Linked DNA regions of Homo sapiens: region 2 is linked to region 1. A link is a loop called in an ENCODE intact Hi-C map of the cell type or tissue named here. Cell type or tissue: B cell. All regions are shown on one strand. Each heading gives the region's core, and the rest is flanking DNA. Links, peaks and the distances in the headings are about the cores only.

Region 1 (9,155 bases), core at 216-8,215:
GTGATTCGCCCACCTCGGCCCCCCAAAGTGCTGGGATTATAGGCATGAGCCACCGTGCCTGGCCAGAACATTTAATTTTTGAGTCTACAGTAGCATAAGAGCATTCTCAGATCTCATTCTTTGGGATCTAAAAAAGTCATGGATGGCTGGGCACGGTGGTTCATGCCTGTAATGTCAGCACTTTGGGAGGCCAAGGCAGGCAGATCACCTGAGGTCAGGAGTTTGAGACCAGCCTGGCCAGCATGGCAAAACCCCCATCTCTACTAAAAATACAACAGTTAGCCAGGCGTGCTGGTGGGCGACTGTAATCCCAGCTACTCAGGAGGCTGAGGCAGGAGAATCACTTGAACTCGGAAGGCAGAGGTTACAGTAAGCTGAGATCTTGCCATTGTACTCCATCTTGGGTGACAGAGCGAGACTCTGTCTCAAAAAAAAAAAAAAAAAGTCAGCAGGGTGCGGTGGCTCACGCCTGTAATCCCAGCACTTTGGGAGGCCGAGGCGGGTGGATCACGAGGTCAGGAGATCGAGACCATCCTGGCTAACACGGTGAAACCCCGTCTCTACTAAAAAAAAATACAAAAAATTAGCCGGGCATGGTGGCGGGTGCCTGTAGTCCCAGCTACTCCGGAGGCTGAGGCAGGAGAATGGCGCGAACCCGGGAGGCGGAGCTTGCAGTGAGCCGAGATCGCGCCACTGCACTCCAGCCTGGGCGACAGAGCGAGACTCTGTCTCAAAAAAAAAAAAAGGCATGGATGTAGAAATAAAAGTTCTTAAGTGGTTTTTCCAGAATGAAGAGCCATTTTTCTTTTCTTTTTTTTAAGTCAGTCATTTTTTACACAGATTTTTAAAATTGCTACAGTTTAACCTGGTTCTCCATTGCAGACTGCTTATAGTTGAATACCTATACGTGTATATTTACCTGTACCTGAAGTACTTGGCTTTAGTACATGGATTTAAATGAATCCAGGGGGACTTTTCATTACCTTTGTTGTCAGTTGATTTGATTTGATTATTTATAAGCAATTTGGTTTACCTATGATAACACTTTCCTTTTTGTTCAGTCCTAAATTTTTAAAATGAAAGTAACGTATTATTTCTCTTGATAGATACTGTCATGAGAGTACGTAGATATGACCTATTGCTAAAAGTCTAGAATGTAATATCCAAACTGTGTTCCTTTTGGAGCATCTCAGGAAGCCATAACGCTGGAGATGCATTCTAACAAGTGAGCTAAACACTCGAGGCACATGTCCACTTATTTTAGCAAAAAAGTACTATTGAATCGACTTATTCAAATAAAGAAGTCTAAGTCTCAGTTTTTCTTTATTTTCTAGACTACTGCCTGAATTCTTGTTTCTCTTTTTCTAACAGACTCTATGTATTTTCATATTTTCATTGAGAAATCGTTTTTTGAAGGCTTACTGTTGTCTGGTACTGGATTAGATGGGGTAAGGAGGTGTAAGGAACTAGACACTCCCATCCCCCACTCTCACCGCCCATACACAAATAATCCCCATACCTAAAAGATTTACAGAAACTTACTAAATCTTTCTGCAGTTGCTAAAAAAAAAACAACAACAAAAAAACCCACCCACATATACACAATATGCAATCTATTTCTGCTTATATATTCGAGTCATTTATCTATTGGGAACATTCTCTTCTGTGAACATTTTCCCTATCTGCTTTTTTTAAAGATTTAGATACAGAAGTTAAAAAAATTTTAGGTCATTAAGTTTTGTTCCTGATGATTTTTCCATATTTCTGACATTTAAGTTATTGTTTTTCTAGAATTTTAATTATTAAACTTTTTTTTTTCAGTTATATGTGAAGTTGGCCCTCTGTGTCTGTCGATTCTGCATCTGTGGGTTCAACCAACCTTGGATGGAAATATTTTTTTTAAAAAAAGGATGGTTGTGGCTGGGTGCGGTGGCTCACGCCTGTAATCCCAGCACTTTGGGAAGCTGAGGTGGGCGGATTACGAGATCAGGAGATCCACACCATCCTGGCTAATATGGTGAAACCCCATCTCTACGAAAAGTACAAAAAATTAGCCGGGCGTGGTGGCAGGCGCCTGTAGTCCCAGCTACTCGGGAGGCTGAGGCAGGAGAATGGTGCGAACCCGGGAGGCAGAGCTTGCAGTGAGCCAAGATCGTGCCACTGCACTCCAGCCTGGGCGAACAGAGCGAGACTCCGTCTCAAAAATAAATAAATAAAAATAAATAAATAAATAAAGGATGGTTGTGTCTATACTGAACACGTACTGATATTTTTTCTTGTCATTATCCCCTAAACAATAAAGTATAACAACTATTTATATAGCATTTGCATTGTATTAGGTGTTATAAGTAATCTAGAGATGATTTAAGGTATATGGGAAGATATACCTGGGCTATATGCAAATATGACTCCATTTTACCTAAGGGATTTGAACATCTGCAAACTTTGGTATCTGAGATGGGTCCTGGAACCAGTCTCCTGTGGATACTGAGTATGACTGTATAACAGTTTTAAAAATTCATTCTTCAAATGGTCTGAAATATGAGATGGAGACTTAAATTATATTTTTCTCAAAATTGCTGGTCAGATACTTGATCATATCAGTAGTTTATGTGGTAGAGATAACAGCAACATTTTCTGGGTTGGACGGCCGTGCAGGCATCTGGATCCCAACATCCCGGGGTGCATGGTTGTGGCTGGTAATGCCTACATGAGTGAGAATCACCTCTAATTCTCAGAAAGTTACCTGCCTCCCCCGGGGCCAGCCTTGTACATGTGAGGCATGGCCAGTCCAGCCTGTCAACAGGTCTGGTTACGAGCCAAGAACCGCTTCATCTGGGCCAAGGGCACTTTATTGATATTGGAGTTCTACAGAATGCAGTGTGATTACAGAATACAGTATAAAATACACAGGTACAAACAGTCTCCATTTCTCACCCTTAGCCTATACTAGCTATCACAGTTGGGTCCAAATATATTTCTGAACCCAGTGCTGCAAATTGCAGGTACGGGGCATTTCCTAAGGTGGCTTTTGTAAGGGCTATAGGGATTCCGTGTGTATCTTTCCAGGCTCTCTTGTTCTGTCTGCCTGTTTTTAGGCCTATGCCATTACCATATTTACCTTGTGGGCAGTGATTTTAATTTGAGCGGCATCATTGATTAATGTTATTTTGAATTTTGCTGGTTTGGTGATTTTGTTTGTATTTAATTTATAAGTTTGTTTTTTGCTTATCTAGTTATATAAACATAAGACATTTAAACTTAGTTTTATAGTTGTGTATATAAGCTGGGTGTGGTGTCACATGCCTGTAATCCCAGCTACTCGGGAGGCTGAGCAGAAGGATGGCTTGAGGCCAAAAGTTTGAGACCGGCGGCGGTGGGCAACATATTGAGATCCTATCTCAAAAAAAAAAAAAAGTGTAGGCATCTGCTTTTTAGGCTTTTGGCTAGCACTTCTGTTGATTAAGAAAAATAATAGGCCAGGCATGGTGACTCACACCTGTAATCCCAGCACTTTGGGAGTTTGAGGCAGTGGATTGATCACCTGAGGTCAGGAGTTGGAGACCAGCTTGGCTAACATGGTGAAACCCCATCTCTACTAAAAATACAAAAATTAGCCAGGCGTGGTGGCGGGCGCCTGTAATCCCATCTACTTGGGAGGCTGAGGCAGAAGAATTGCTTGAACCCGGGATGGGGAGGTTGCAGGAGCCGAGATCATGTCATTGCACTCCGGCCTGGGCAACAGAGTGAAACTGTCTCAAAAATAAAATTAAAAAAAAGAAAAGTAACAATTATATATATAAGCTGAATGAATATAAATTAAATCATATTGTTTCACATACAGATTTTTCCCCTTTAAAGAGAATATGTGTACTGCCCATGTTTGAGGAACCTTGCAGTAGACTTACCCTGGAGATACAGTGGGTGCACAATAAAGCAGTAAAGCAAATATTGTAAGAAAGCAAGTCACATGAATTTTTTTGTTTCCAAGTGCATATAGAAGTTATGTTTACACTATACCATAGTCTGTTAAGTATGCAGTAGCACTATGTCTAGAAAATGTACATACCTTCATTAGAAAATACCTTATTGCTTAAAAATGCTAGCAAAGTGAGCATAGGGTATTGGAAAAAATGATGTCAATAGATTTGCTCAGGGCAGTTGCTACAAACCTTCAATTGGTAAAAAACGCAATACCTGTGAAGCTCAATAAAGTGAAGCCCAATGAAACGAGGTCTGTCTGGATAAGCTTGATGAAGGGACTCTTGAGTTGCCACATGAATGTATCGCAAGTGCTGCAGTAAGAGTGGTGGTAACTCAGGGGAAAGCACTTCCAGCTGATGTCGGGGTGAGGGTGAGAAGAGTGGCCGGTCCCTTCATGAAACAGTTAAGGAGAGTATGAAAACAGAATGGTATGATATAAAGAAGACAATACAGATAAGCATTGATCCTGCTCTTTACAGATAACCACATCAAACCTGTGGTGTAGTTCCTTTATCATTCCCAGGTACAAGTGAAACATTTTTACAAAATTGAAAGTGTACTGTATATTTGTATTGGGCATTGTACATTTGATATATGTGCACTTCCCCCTTACTAAATATTCTTTGAAAACAGCTAAATATTCTTTGAAAACAGTTAAAATAGCTGAATAATAGTCTGTCAGATGGTATACTATAATTTATTCGTAATATATATTTTAATGGTATTTTTGGGACCAAAGGGTATAAACATTTTAAAGGCTATCAATATATACTACCAGAATGTTAATTTTAAAGAAGAAGAAGATAAAGTTAGTGAATAGAAGTTTAATCCTAGAGGTTTAACTTGGAGGTTCTCCCAAAAACAAGCACCAAAGGAAGGACTTTGGAAAGGAATCAGGAGAGAGAAGTAAATGGGGTTAAGAGGGAGAGCGGGGGGAAAAAATACTGTACTTTGAAATGGTGTAGTTCTGTCTGCTCACCAGGGGAGGGAGCCCTGTTCCCAGTTCCTCTGTGAGCGATTCATACGAAGATGCATTGTCTTTGTCTTTAGGGCTGTGTGAAAGACATCTACTCTTCAGTTTGCAGTTAATGTAGGTATGTAAAGGGACTTCTTAAAAAGAATTTGAGTTAGATTTAAAATGTTTTAGTTTAATTTAACCCCTGTATACTGAGCAGCCTGGGTTTTAGAGTCAGACCTGGATTCTGCCCCAGAGGTACTACTTATCAGCTGACTTTTAGCAATTTACGTAACCTTTATGAGCCTCCGTTTTTCTCAAGTATAAATGAGGACAGTTCACTTTCTTCAGAGGGTTTTGTGAGGATCAAATGAGAATACATGAGAAGTTCTCAGCTTATGATATTCAGTAAAGGTTAGTTATCTGCCCTACTCCACCCCACCCCAGCCTCACCACCCTGTATTTATTTTCTAGGGTTTATCTTCCATGAGGATATGGGACAGTTCTGGTTTCAAATATTCTGCCCTTTTGTCAGATGACTATATGACTTCATATGTGATAAATTTTGGTTTAGAAACTGCAGTTGCTATTGATGCATCACCTTCTAAGAAAGATCCAGTGACATTCTCTATGAAAGATGAAATAGACAAAAGAAAGATAAAACAGGAGACATAATATTTGGACGTAGAGGCGATAATTGTACCAGAAAACTTAGGTTAAGAAAGAGTTACTTCAGTCGAGCACACTTAGCTGTGAAATTCATGGAAGTCATGACAGAAAGGGAAACATGAGCCAGTGTGTGCCTCTCCTTGGGTAATAAAGGAGAGACATGCCATTTTATAGCTCTAAAGGTGTGTTTCCTATGGAACTTAAAGAGACAGTGGACCTTACAAGAGCTTGGTTTTGGCAGCCGCCTACACCCTTCTCCAGTCCTTTTCCCATGTATTTGTCCTGGGCCTCTTCTTTAAAAGGTTCCAGCACTCTCAACCATTCTCTGGGTCCTGCCTGCTGCTCTGCTGCTTTTGTGGAGCTGTGTTTATTGCACTTATCTTCTCTTCTCCCTTCTCTCTCAAAGAATTCTTAAATAAGAAAAGATCTGTTGCTAAATCATGCAAGTTGATCTCAGTCTAGCTGCTTCCTTTTCCTCTTTACCTTGCTAACTTCTTAGCCTTCAAATCTTATTTGAAACATCACTTCCTCAGGGAGGCAGCCTTTGACCCTTAGCCTAGCTGAGGGCCCTTTCCTGTTAATTACCTTTGTGATATCCCATATTTCCTCTTCTGTAACTGTTTATATGTATGTAATTACTTAAAATTTCCCTGATCTACTGAAGGCTTTATAAAGGCAGAGATTATGCTTGTTTTGATCTCTGCTAGAACCCCAGAACCCCAAGCACTGGTACTTGGCACTTGGTAGATGTTTAATAAAACATTGACACTGCCACCTGTACCTAAGATGGATAGTTGATCGTGGCATTCATCCCAGTTTGGCATGGATCCTTCTAAGGACAGCATTTCAGGTGGCCACCCCCAAATCGTAGAAGCTAGCATCCAAGCAAAAGCTATTTTATTATGTGCTTAATGACTTAATGCATTACTGAGGTGTCAGTGATTTAGTCTGTTGTGTCCTTACTGCTGCCATAAGACATGATTTGTTTGGTGATGTGTGGATGGGTATTTTTTTCTGTGATTTCTTTGTAAGGACGTTATCCACTGTAACCCTTAGTATCCCAGATGTTTCTCAAACTTGAATATGTGTAGGAATCACTGGAGGGATGTGTATGTATGTATGTGTCTTTCCAAAATGGAGACCCCAGCCCCATCCCCAAGGATGAATGAATGCTTTTCTTTCTTTTTTAAATTAATAGACTTTGTATTTTAGAACAGTTTTAGATTTATAGAAAAATTGAGAAGGTTGTACAGAGAGTTCCTATACACCTCCTGCACACATATAGTTTCTCCTGTTAATTAACATCTTATATTAGTATGATACATTATTACTGATATGTTATTATTATCATTTGAGACAGAGTTTTGCTCTGGTCACCCAGGCTGGAGTGCAGTGGTGCGATCTCGGCTCACTGCAACCTCCACCTCCCAGTTTCAAGCGATTCTCCTGTCTCAGCCTCCCGAGTAGCTGGAATCACAGGTGTGCGTCACCACACCCGGCTAATTTTTTTGTATTTTTAGTAGAGACTGAGTTGCACCATGTTGGCCAGGCTGGTCTCGAACTCCTGACCTCAGGTGATCCACCCACCTGGACCTCTGAAATTGCTGGTATTACAGGCATAAGCCACTGTGCCCAGCTGACATTATTATTAATTAAAGTCCAGCATTTATTAAAGTTTCTGTTGTTTTTACCCGGTATCCTTTTTCTGTTCCAGGATCCCATTCAGGACATTTAGTTTAGTTTGTATATAACAACGTTAAGTTGTTATATCTCTTTAGGCTCCTCTTGGTGCTGATGGTTTCTCAGACTTAACTCATTTAATTTTAATCACATTTGCTTACATTTTTGCTTGACAGATATATATATATTGAGTACCTACTATATGCAAGATAGTGGGGCTAGGGATAGAGAGCTATGGAGACCTACATAAGCCTCAAGGAGTTTATAGCCAAGAAGAATAGCATGGGGCATATGAGATGGCAGTGTCAGAAAAGAGGTATGAACGACATAATTTTTATTTATTATTATTATTACATTTGAGATGGGCCTAGGGGAACTGGCAGGATTTTGACTGGGCTTATCTTCTGTTTTGGTTCTTCACCTTTGTACTTCCTTGAACTGGTCTTTCTTCCAGTTGGCTTTTCAGATGCTTGAAGACAATGGACTTCAGTAAGTCTTGCCTTTTCTTGGTTAAAAGTCCTTGGTCTTGGCCAGGCGTGGTGGCTCATGCCTGTAATCTCAGCACTTTGGGAGGCTCAGGTGGGCGGATCACCTGAGGTCGGGAGTTCGTGACCAGCATGACCAACATGGAGAAACCCCGTCTCTACTTAAAATACAAGATTAGCTGGGTGTGGTGGTGCATGCCTGTAATCCCAGCTACTTGGGAGGCTGAGGCAGAAGAATCGCTTGAACCCAGGAGGTGGAGGTTGCGGTGAGCCAAGATTGCGCCATTGCACTCTGGCCTGGGCAACAAGAGCGAAGCTCCATCTCAGAAAGAAAAAAAAAAAAAAGTCCCTTGTCTTTTAGCCATTCATTACTAATTAGTGGCCCTTCTGTGGACCTTCCTTTCACTGAGCTCTGGCCTGCTGAAGTCCTTTAGCAATTTAGATCTCTAACTTCGGCTTGAATACAGAAAGATGTTCGACCTAGCACACAAATGAAACCCTGAATACAAAATGGAAACATACTAAACCTTGGAGCCTCTTTGCTGATAGATCAAAATCAAATGTATTGGCTGGGCACGATGGCTCATGCCTGTAATCCCAGCACTTTGGGAGGCCAAGGCGAGCGGATCACCTGAAGTCAGGAGTTCAAGACCAGCCTGACCAACATGGCTAAACCCTGTCCCTACTAAAAATATAAAAATTAGCCAGACGTGGTGGCATGTGCCTGTAGTCCCAGCTACTCGGGAGGGTGAGGCATGAGAATCGCTTGAACCTGGGAGGTGGAGGTTGTGGTGAGCTGAAATTGCACCACCGTACTCCAGCCTGGGTGACAGAGTGGACTCTGTCTCAAAAAAAAAAAAAAAAAAAAAATCAAATGTATCCACTGGCACTGCTTCTTTCTACCAGCTGAGATTTCTAAGAGGACAGCTTCAGGGTCCCGTTTATGAGCATTTTCTTTCCTGGGAAGAAGGAAAATGCTCTCCTCAATTTGTATCATTAAGGAAAAATCAAACAGTAAGCAACAGACTGAATCAGATAGTGTCCCAATTAGAGGAGCAGCGCTAGGAAGGGAACCAGCTGGTGCCTTCACAAGATCAGAGTGATATGCTTCAGAGTGTCCAAGGCTATGGGTGATGAGGCAGCATGACTGTGAAGTGCACATATGGTAATAATTGCACAAATATTTATTGAGTTCACTGTGCAGATTTCTGGACTATGAATTGAAGACATGGTTTTCTACACATGTAGCCTAGTTCCAAGGAGATAGAGCATAAGTACGTGCAATTCAGCATGTCTACAACTGGACTTACTACCCCTACATTTATGAGCAATTGTTTTTTGACAAGAGTGCCAGACAATTCAATGGGGGAAAATAGCCTTTT
Region 2 (9,155 bases), core at 561-8,560, 92 kb after region 1:
GGATTTTCGCCTATTTTGTTCAGTGGTGTATCCCCAGTGCCTAAAACATTGCCTGGCAATACACATTTATTGAACTGCTGGATTTAATTAACTACTTTGATATATGGTCCTAAAGATTCCTGTGCTACCAAAGTTGCTACTCAGTGGAGCTTCCTGGTGTGGCATGTTAGAGAAGAGACCAGAAAAACAGACATTTCACTTGCTGTCAGGTAGTGAAGGAGCTGTGGCTGCTTGGGCACAGTCATTACTGTTTATTCCACTGTGCTGCACATCTTGAAGCTGTAAAGATATAAGAAGTCTCGCACAGCCGGGGTTCAGCTTACAATCCTTCGCACCTAATTGTACGCCTTTGTGTGAGGGTTTGGAGGAGTCTCCAGGAACACCTGGTGTTTCCTTTCTCACAGGTATTTCCAGTCCTCACGGGCAAGTCAGAGAGTCCCAGAGGCAATTGAACAAGCCCTCAGAGATCACGTAGTCCGTTCACTCTCCATGGGAACCCGCACTTCCCTAGAGACCTGTAGCCAAATCATTTGGAGAGCTTCTGAAGCTTCTCTGCCTTCCTCTGTCTCAAAGAATCCCATGTGCCTCTAGTTGAGAAACATTCCTCTGGAGATTCTAGGTTATTCTCATGAGAATGTTACGATACTCAGGTGGGCTGGGGCAGAAAATGGATGAGAACTAGTGTAGTCCAATGGCTTTGCTTTGGTAACTGAACCCACAGAGGAGGAAAATAACAACAGCTCAGCTTTTCTCAGTGTTATACACCAACCATTACGCTAGTTACATGATATACATACTATTTAATTCTCATCCTTTGAGGTCTGGTATCACTATTGCCACTTTACAGATAAGAAAACAAGGGTTGGCCGGGTATGGTGGCTCACTCCTGTAATCCCAACACTTTGAGAGGCCAACGCAGGTAGATCACCTGAGCTGAGGAGTTCAAGACCAGCCTAGGCATCATAGTAAGACCTCCTCTCTTAAAAAAAAAAAAAAAAAGAAAGAAAGAAAATAAAATTAAAAAATGAAAATTAGCCAGATGTGATAGTGCATGCCTGAAGCCTATAGTCCCAACTTCTCAGGAGGCTGAGGTGGGAGGATTGCTTGAGCCCAGCAGTTCAAGCCTGCAGTGAGCTGTGATCACACTACTGCACTCCACCCTGGTGACAGAGCAAGACCCTACCTCAAAAAGAAAAGAAAACAAGGGCCTACAAAGTATCGTATTCCAGGTCACATTGTTGTCACTTGACGGAGCTTTTGATCTCTGAGAGGATCAAAATCTGCCCTCTCAGCTTTAACTTCTCAAAGCTAAACTTGTCCCAATTTGCAGAGTCAAGGGTAGAATCGAGGCCCTCCTGATCTCTATTTTGCAGTCTCCGTCATTCTGTGCTGTTAATACCACAAGAGACAAAAGAGACCTCGTCTGTCCTGTAGCACCCCGTGCCTGCGTGCGTATCTCTTGTCGATGCTCTGTCGGCTCAGGATCTCTCCTACCAGCCTAGAGCTCTTTCAGAGCAGGACGCTTGTGTTATGCATTCATGTTTGTCCCTGTGCCTAGTAAATAGCACAGAGTCCAAGTGGCTACTTGTGTCTTCAGGGGTGTTTGTAAGGGCAGAGCCGGGGTCTTCATTCCCAGGCTGTTGATTCATCCTTGGAGCTGAACATACTGTCCCAATCCTTGGCCCAAGCCAGGCCTCTACAGTTGTCCCAAGGCTGTGCTAAAACCTGTTCCACTTCACAAGTGATCAGAGTCACAGACTCTGGGGACACAAATTTTGAGATGAAGACACAGAGCAAAATATATAAATGTTTTTGAGGTTTGAGTAGCCTTAACGTCCACGTGGCTGTCAGATGGCTCCCCAAAGAAAGGGCTACGCCGGTGGCCTTGAAAGAGTATGGGAGATGCATATGAGACAGGGTCAGTCTAGGAATGTCAGACTCCCCCAACAGTTGGTTGGAGTGTTTTTCCAGATTGCACCAGACTTCACAGAGTAATGGAGACCAGCTGTCCAGGCATCTGAGAGGGTGACATCCAAGGAGAAAAGGCAAACGTCTTGATTGCCCATGATGTGGGCAACCAATTTGGATAGAAAAGAAGGTGTCAGGGTTTAACACTGAATGTAGACTTTATTTACCCAAAGCCTTTCTTTAATTCTAACACTCTCAAAAATGGGGCTCAGTCACCATTTGGGTTTCCCATGTTAATATGCAGAGAGCTAATTCATTGTCTTTCATTGCTGTAATGCAGCAGTTCTCAAAATGTACTCCAGAGATTGACCCTCCTAGGAGTCTGTAGATCAGAACTGTATTTATAATATTACTAAGACATCATTTGCCATTTCAGCTCTTGTCTCATGAATTCATGGTGGAATTTTCCAGAGCTATGTGATGTTTTGACATCATCACTGTGGCAGCTAATGAAATGTCTGCTTGTATATTCTTGTGTTTTAAAAAATTATTAGTTTTAATTTCAAATAAGGTGAATATGGATAGACTTAACCTACATAAAACAGAAGCTTTTTGGCATCCTCAATAATTGAGTGTAAAGGGGTTCTCTTGACCAAAAAAGTTTGAGAACTATGTGTGTAAAATAGTCAGTTGTATGGCTGCACTACAGACAGCAAGCATGGAATTGAAAATACCACCTGCAAGGTGGCGGTTCCCCCTGGTAGAGAGGAGGGGCTCTGGGTCTGGGAGGAGGATGCAGGCGTCACTTGAACTAAACAGCTTTATGACTTGCTGTCAGATTTCCTAGACTGTGTGGTGGGATCGTGGGAACCTACTTCTCACAGGCCTGAAGTACTTCACAATAAACATTTTAAGTCTACTTCATAGCATGAAACCTGTTTCACACCTGTGCCCATTAAGAAAAAAAAATGGCACCCTATAAATGATTTAATAATTACTAAGGGGAAAATATAGCTTTCCATTGGAGATCTGGCAGTCACCTCTTAACCAACCTACAGTCTACATTCAGTTGGCCTGAATTCTTCACACACACAACATCTTTATCAATGAAAAATTTTTAAATAGTTTCACATCCTAGCTTAGCTTGAAAGGGAGTAAGCAGACGGCTCGATCAAATGTAATCCATGAGCAGATCCTACATCCCAAAAAATCAGAAACATTTTGTAAAAATTGGGTAACTTTTTTGTTGTTGTTGCATCGGAGTCTCCCTCTGTCGCTCAGGCTGGAGTGCATTGGAGCTATCTCCGCTCAGTGCATCCTACACCTCCCTGTGCCTCCTGGGTTCAAGCAGTTCTCCTGCCTCAGCCTCCCGAGTAGCTGGGACTACAGGCATGCGCCACTACACCTGGCTAATTTTTGTATTTTTAGTAGAGATGGGGTTTCACTATGTTGGCCAGGCTGATCTCGAACTCCTGATCTCAGGTGATCCACCTGCTTTGGCCTCCCAAAGTGCTGGGATTACATGGGTAAGTTTTAGTATGGACTCTGTATTAGATTTTTAGTAAAGTGTTGATTTTCTTTGTTGTAACAATGGTATTTAAGTTATATATTAGAATATCCTTATATTAAAGAAATGTATGCTCAGGTCCCTAGGACTGAAGTATCATGGTATCTGCAGCTGACTTTCAAATGGCTCAGGGGAAAGACAGAGATAACTCACATGTGGCAAATGTTAACCATGGGCAGGTTTAGTGAAAGGTAAAAGAGTGTCCCTTACATGTTCCTGTAGGTTTGAAATTTTTCAGATTAAAAAGTTGGAGTGAAAAACAGCTTCAAAGCAGGAAGTAAAAGTTGGAGCTGGGTTTTGCTGCGTCGCCAGGTGGAGCAGAAGAGCCTTACTGCACGGCGGAGCGTCAGGTTGCTGTCTAGTCCAGGCTCTGCCGCGGATCAGCCATGGGCGTTGGGCAGGTTACTTCCCTCTCCAGGCGTGTTTCCTAAGAAAATCACTGCAGAATGTTTTTCAGTTCTGATGCGGCTGTGATTTCAAGCGTCTCTGTTTCTCGGTCACTGAATTGGGACATGGCAACGTGGGTGTGCTTCCTCATTCACCTGGGTAGGTGTTGAGAAGTGATGAGGCCCCAGGGTGATGACTGAGGTCCCCCCACCCACCACTCTGCCTTTGCTGACACTCTTCCCTCTGCTTGAAATGGTTCTTTGTTTCCTCTTGAAAAGTCTTGCTTCCCCTTCATGACAACATCCCTTGGGTCCCCTGGGCAGAACTAAATGCCCTCCTCTTGTGACACTTTGCACGTACAGCACTTTTTCCTTTTTCTTTTTTTTTTTTTTTTGGGGAGACAGGGTCTTGCTCTGTCACCCAGGATGGAGTGCAGTGGTGCAAACACGGTTCACTGCAACCTTAACCTCCTCAGCTCAAGGGATCCTTCCACCTCAGGCTTCTGAGCAGCTGGGGCTACAGGCACCCACCACCATGCGTGGCTAACACTTTTTTATTTTGTGTAGAGACAGGATCTGTGTTGCCCAGGCTGGTCTCGAACTCCTGGGCTCAAGCTGTCCTCCCACCTTGGCCTCCCAAAGTGCTGGGATTACAGGTGTGAGCCACTGTGCCCGGCCCTTGTTTTATTTTTCAAATAAATGCAGGAAGAAAGAAAGAGAAAGCAGAGGTGGCCAGATCTCAAGTAAGTCATGCCACCCCCACCACAAAAATCCGTGGAGGCTGAGAAATACAATACCTGGCAAAACTCAGCAAACATAAAAGCCAGCAGTTATTCAAAGATATTTGTTGAGAAACCACTAGGGCCCAGTTACTAGAGCTACCGAGATGAACACTACTTTAAAAACCAAACCAAACAACCTGCCTCATGGAGGCACTTGCCCCTCAGTTCAGTGGCAAGTATGGTAAGTGTTCTGCAGAAAAGCTAAGCAGCTGAGGGGAGCGGCAGGGGCCCGAGGGTGTGCATTAGCATTCTCTTCAGTGGGTTCAGGGAGTCACCCCCGGGGGCGGTGGGGGCGGGGGGTCGGGGAGCAGTGTGAGTAGAGGCTAGAGGAAAGCACAGGAGCAAATCAGGGCCCGGAAACTGATTTCCCAACAGCCAGGGCTCAGGAGCGGGCCCTCAGTGACCTCCACAGTTGATCTGGGCCATTCCACAGACAGGACCCGACAGCCTGCTCCCACTTGGTGAGGCCTGAGGCAATTCTCCAGGCCACAGTGAGGAACCTGCCACCTTGTTTTTCTCGTTAGAAGTTAAAAGAGTAGTAGGTGATAATGACAGCTCTCCATGTGGACACGGAAGGCAGTTTCATGTAGATTCCACCCTAAGTCTTGCCTCATATGGATTTGCTGTTCATTCCAGCCAACATTGTCCTTTTTCAAGATAGTATCTGCTGGGTGCTAATCATGTTTAGTAAACTGCTCTCCTGTTTATTTCATCAGCCTTATTTGATCTCCAGCAAAGGTAAAAGAAAATGCAAAAAGATGATTCTACTTGTTTTACAGAGCTGTAAACTTACCTCCCTGAAGTCTTGTTGCTGGCAAACAATAGAGCCAGACCTGGGGCAGAGCTGGAGCTGTTGTCCACAGTGTTCTCACTTCCCCGCGCTGACTCCATGGTGAGGGCTGGCCTTAACTCTCTGTACCCAGCCTTGCTTCCCAGCACAGCACTGCTTCCTGGTGGGCACCAGCCAGCCAGACTTTCTCTAAAGTACTCTCTCTCTGTCTGCCCCTCTCCACCTTGGGAAAGACAGTGGTCAGAAAAGGGGCAGTCCAGAGAAGAGCCAAGCCATGCGGTGTCATGGCAGCCAAGGGAGAAGTTTCACACAGGAGGCGAGGAGGGCAAGAAGGAGGGCAAGAAGTCTGTGGCAAGAGCAGAATGGCGAGGCTGGGGCAGGCTGAGGGGAGACAGGGTGGGGCTGCCTGTGGGCAGAGGGGAGTTCATAGTGTGAGAGAGTTCTCCGAGAGCTGGAAGGAGAGGCCTCCAGATGGCAGGAGGCAGGGTCCTGTCCAGCAGTGTCTCTGACTTGACTCCCTGTGTGACTTGGGGGAGCCACACAATGAGAAGTGGGAATAAATGTGATAATGACCTCGTGATGGTGGTTTGAGCATTGTGTGAAGTCAGGTGAAGATGTCACCTATGTTACCAGAGCCAAGCTGCATGGCTGCAGGGGCTCTTCTGAACTAGCAAGTGATGTGCTTCAGAGAGAGACTGGAATTTGGCAAAGGAGAAAGCCCCTGTCTCCTCCTGTGTGCCGGGCCTTGTCTTGGGGCTCTGTGGGTAGACCCCAGCTCTGCTCTGCACTGGAGTGCCCAGACAGGTCTGTGTGAGCACCTCAGTGTGGGCTGCTCCGCTCCCATCCAGGAGGCTCCTTACTGATGGTTCTCAGCCCAGCTTTTAAGATTCACTTTTGTTGCTTGTATGTTGAAGGTAAACAAGTCAGGACTTTACAAACTGCCTCAGTCTGGCTGTGTTTCTGCCTAGCTTTGGGAACATTTATTTATGGCCACTTCTCTCTAGCCCCCGACCCTTCACTACTCACCCCTTATTAACACACTTGGCAGCTGCAGAGCCCGGGCCAGAGGCACCAGGCTACACTGAGGACGATGGCTCACTGAGGAAGGGTATCTGAACTCAGACATGGGCCTGTTCTCCAGAAGCCCACAGTCTCAGGAAGAAGATAGTTTGAAGTGGCTGTCCTGACGGCTTGAAAGTAATCAGAGGCACGTGGCACCTTGGGGTGGGGTTTGGGGGGCAGAGACATATACCTACTGAGCGTAAGGAATGTACCCAGCATGGTACTGGTCACCCTCATGTCTTGCCTGTTAATCACCATAGAAGTAGACCATGCTATTTTTATCAGCTCCGGTTTACAGACAATAACTCCTCCTACAAAGCCTGATGTTCTCCCTTCCCATTCTCATACACCCATTTTGCAGTGATCTGTTTTTCTTGATAGATTGTAATCTCCTTCAGAGCTGAGCCATATGCCTGTTAGTAGTTATTAAATGAATGGGAATGGGTGGATAGGTGTGTTTTGAAAGCAATGACAATGTGAGCTTTGAGAAAAGGTAAGATTCAAACCTCTGGATGTAGGAAAAAGAAATCATCTTGGGCAGGAGAAATATCTCTTCCTAATTACTTGAGGAGTAGCAGAAAAGACATCTTAATTGGCCCAATGTCATGGGGATGCTTTCGCTGCCATTCCTGGCTTTACCACCAGGCTGCTGGTTGGGCTATGTGATCAGACGGGTCCTTCCTCGCTGAAATGTGCTGGGCCGTTTGTGGGCAGCCTCAGGTCCAGCAGAGCAAGAAGGGAAGTTCCCTGGGACCAGCAGAGTCATCTACACTGTGGTCTTGGACCTCTAGAGGGCAACAGATAGGAAGAGAACTGTGGCCTAAGTCCTCACTCTACATAGGGAGAAGTCTGCCTAAAAGAAATGGCCCCTGCCCTGGAGGCGTTCAGTGGTGTGCAGAGGGACCTAGCATAGACATTGCTGCAGTAAGTGCTGTGATGGTAGGCACAGGACCATGATAATAGGGATAATAAGGCTCAGAGAAGGACCATCTAACTCAGCCTGGGGCTTCAGGGAAGATTTTCTAAAAGAGGTAACAGATATTCCAAGTCTTTATGGATGAGTACAAATTAGTGGGTCGGCTTGGGTCAGCTCGGCTCGGCTGAGAAAAGTATCCCAGGCAGAGGAAGTGGCCTGAGCCACAGCAGAGGCCACAGAGTGCGGGGGGTGGAGTGTTAGGGGCCTGTGTGCATTTCCACAAGACTAAGCCAAGGGTTGGGTCGGCTGTGGACACTTTGGCAAGGGCTACAATGTGAAGGCCCCTGAGTTGCCTGCCCCAGAGCTGGGATTATATTGCGTAATAACGATGACTCCCTTCCTCATGCCACATGGGGTCAGGTGCTGCTCCAAGTGCTTACACATGTTAAGTCTTAATTCTCCAGACAACCCTATAAAGAAGATGAGGAAAGAGGAAAGATATGGGTAGATAAAGGAGGATAAGCTATAGATAGATAAACTGGGGAACACAGAAGTTTTGTATGAGGTCATATAGCTGGTAAGTGGCAGAGCTCCCAATGAGGGAAGAGGCTCAGTCAGTTTGCCTTTGAGGAAGGTCTCTCTGGTGACATTGCAATTGAAGGGTTGGGGGTGTGAGACTTCAACCAGAGGCGGGGGAACAGCTAGGAGGCTGTGGTCTAAAATAAATAACAAGGGCTGGGACTGGCAGCAAGGAGGGAGAGAAAGGGCCAGATCCAAAAGATGTTTAAGAAATAGAACAGATGGCCATTGGGCCATGGAGGGTGAAGCACAAAAAAGCATCTGAAATGGCCTTCAGGTTTCAGACTCAGGGGACTGGGTAGGTGTTGCTTCCATTCCTTGAAATGGGAAACAGTGAAAAGAATACTTTCTCTCTTAAGCATGTTAAATTGTGAGGTCTCTAAGTTATGTCCAACAGTTAGAAATATGGCTCCACATTTTAGAAGAAAGGACAGGACTGGAGAGCCATCGACATGGGATTTATCAGTGTATTGGTGCTCGTGTAAACCCTGGCATGGATGACAGAGCCCATGAGGAGACGTGAAAGCGAATGGTCCTCAAAGTTTCCTTCATGGACCATTTGCCTAGAACCAGCAAACGTGTGTTACAGTAGAGACCCCGCCCCGCCTGAGACTTACCACATCAGAATCTCCTAAATGGGGGCCTAGGGATTTGTGTTTTAATAAACACTCACCTGACTCTTACAGTGCATACAGTTTTTTTGTTTGTTTTTGTTTTTTTGAGATGGAGTCTGGCTCTGTCGCCCAGGCTAGAGTGCAATGGCGCAATCTCGGCTCACTGCAAGCTCTGCCTCCCGGGTTCACGCCATTCTCCTGCCTCAGCCTCCGGAGTAGCTGGGACTACAAGCACCCGCCACCATGCCCGGCTAATTTTTTTTTGTATTTTTAGTAGAGATGGGGTTTCACCGGTTAGCCAGGATGGTCTCGATCTCCTGACCTCGTGATCCGCCCGCCTTGGCCTCCCAAAGTGCTGGGATTACAGGCGTGAGCCACTGCGCCCGGCCATGCATACAATTTTGAGGATCATGAGCATAGAGTAAAATGAGAAGAAATTCCACATAGTTCACGTTGGTTTTAAAATCTGTTTTGGAGAGCAAACCCATTTAAGAACATGGTAAATGCATTTCTAGAAGCAGCATGCACGCACACTTTTGCAGATAATTTTG

The links. Hi-C counts contacts between places; a loop is a spot of excess contacts. Peaks named below come from ENCODE experiments on the same cell type or tissue, not always from the same donor. Only the 100,000 strongest peaks of a DNase experiment are listed, where the experiment ranks them.
Region 2: it touches region 1 in a loop (5-fold over the local background); 10 of 110 quality-filtered maps call a loop at or near these places.

What each region holds. Positions count from the first base shown.
Region 1 is chr14:99,977,670-99,986,824 of GRCh38, forward strand. It overlaps a transcript of EVL not described here. Among named protein-coding and RNA genes, the nearest start is that of EVL, 83 kb to the right of the region's middle. In B cell, for the core only: CTCF peaks have their summits at 4,960 (motif pointing right) and 5,159; a DNase peak (open chromatin) is centred at 4,992.
Region 2 is chr14:100,069,081-100,078,235 of GRCh38, forward strand. The region is part of intron 1 of EVL (Enah/Vasp-like); the gene reads left to right. Among named protein-coding and RNA genes, the nearest start is that of EVL, 8.2 kb to the left of the region's middle. RefSeq lists enhancers at 1-492, 98-147, 3,606-3,755, 3,766-4,055. In B cell, for the core only: CTCF peaks have their summits at 3,753, 7,139 and 7,342; DNase peaks (open chromatin) are centred at 2,661, 3,831, 3,961 and 7,221; H3K4me3 peaks cover 2,033 bases; H3K27ac peaks cover 8,000 bases.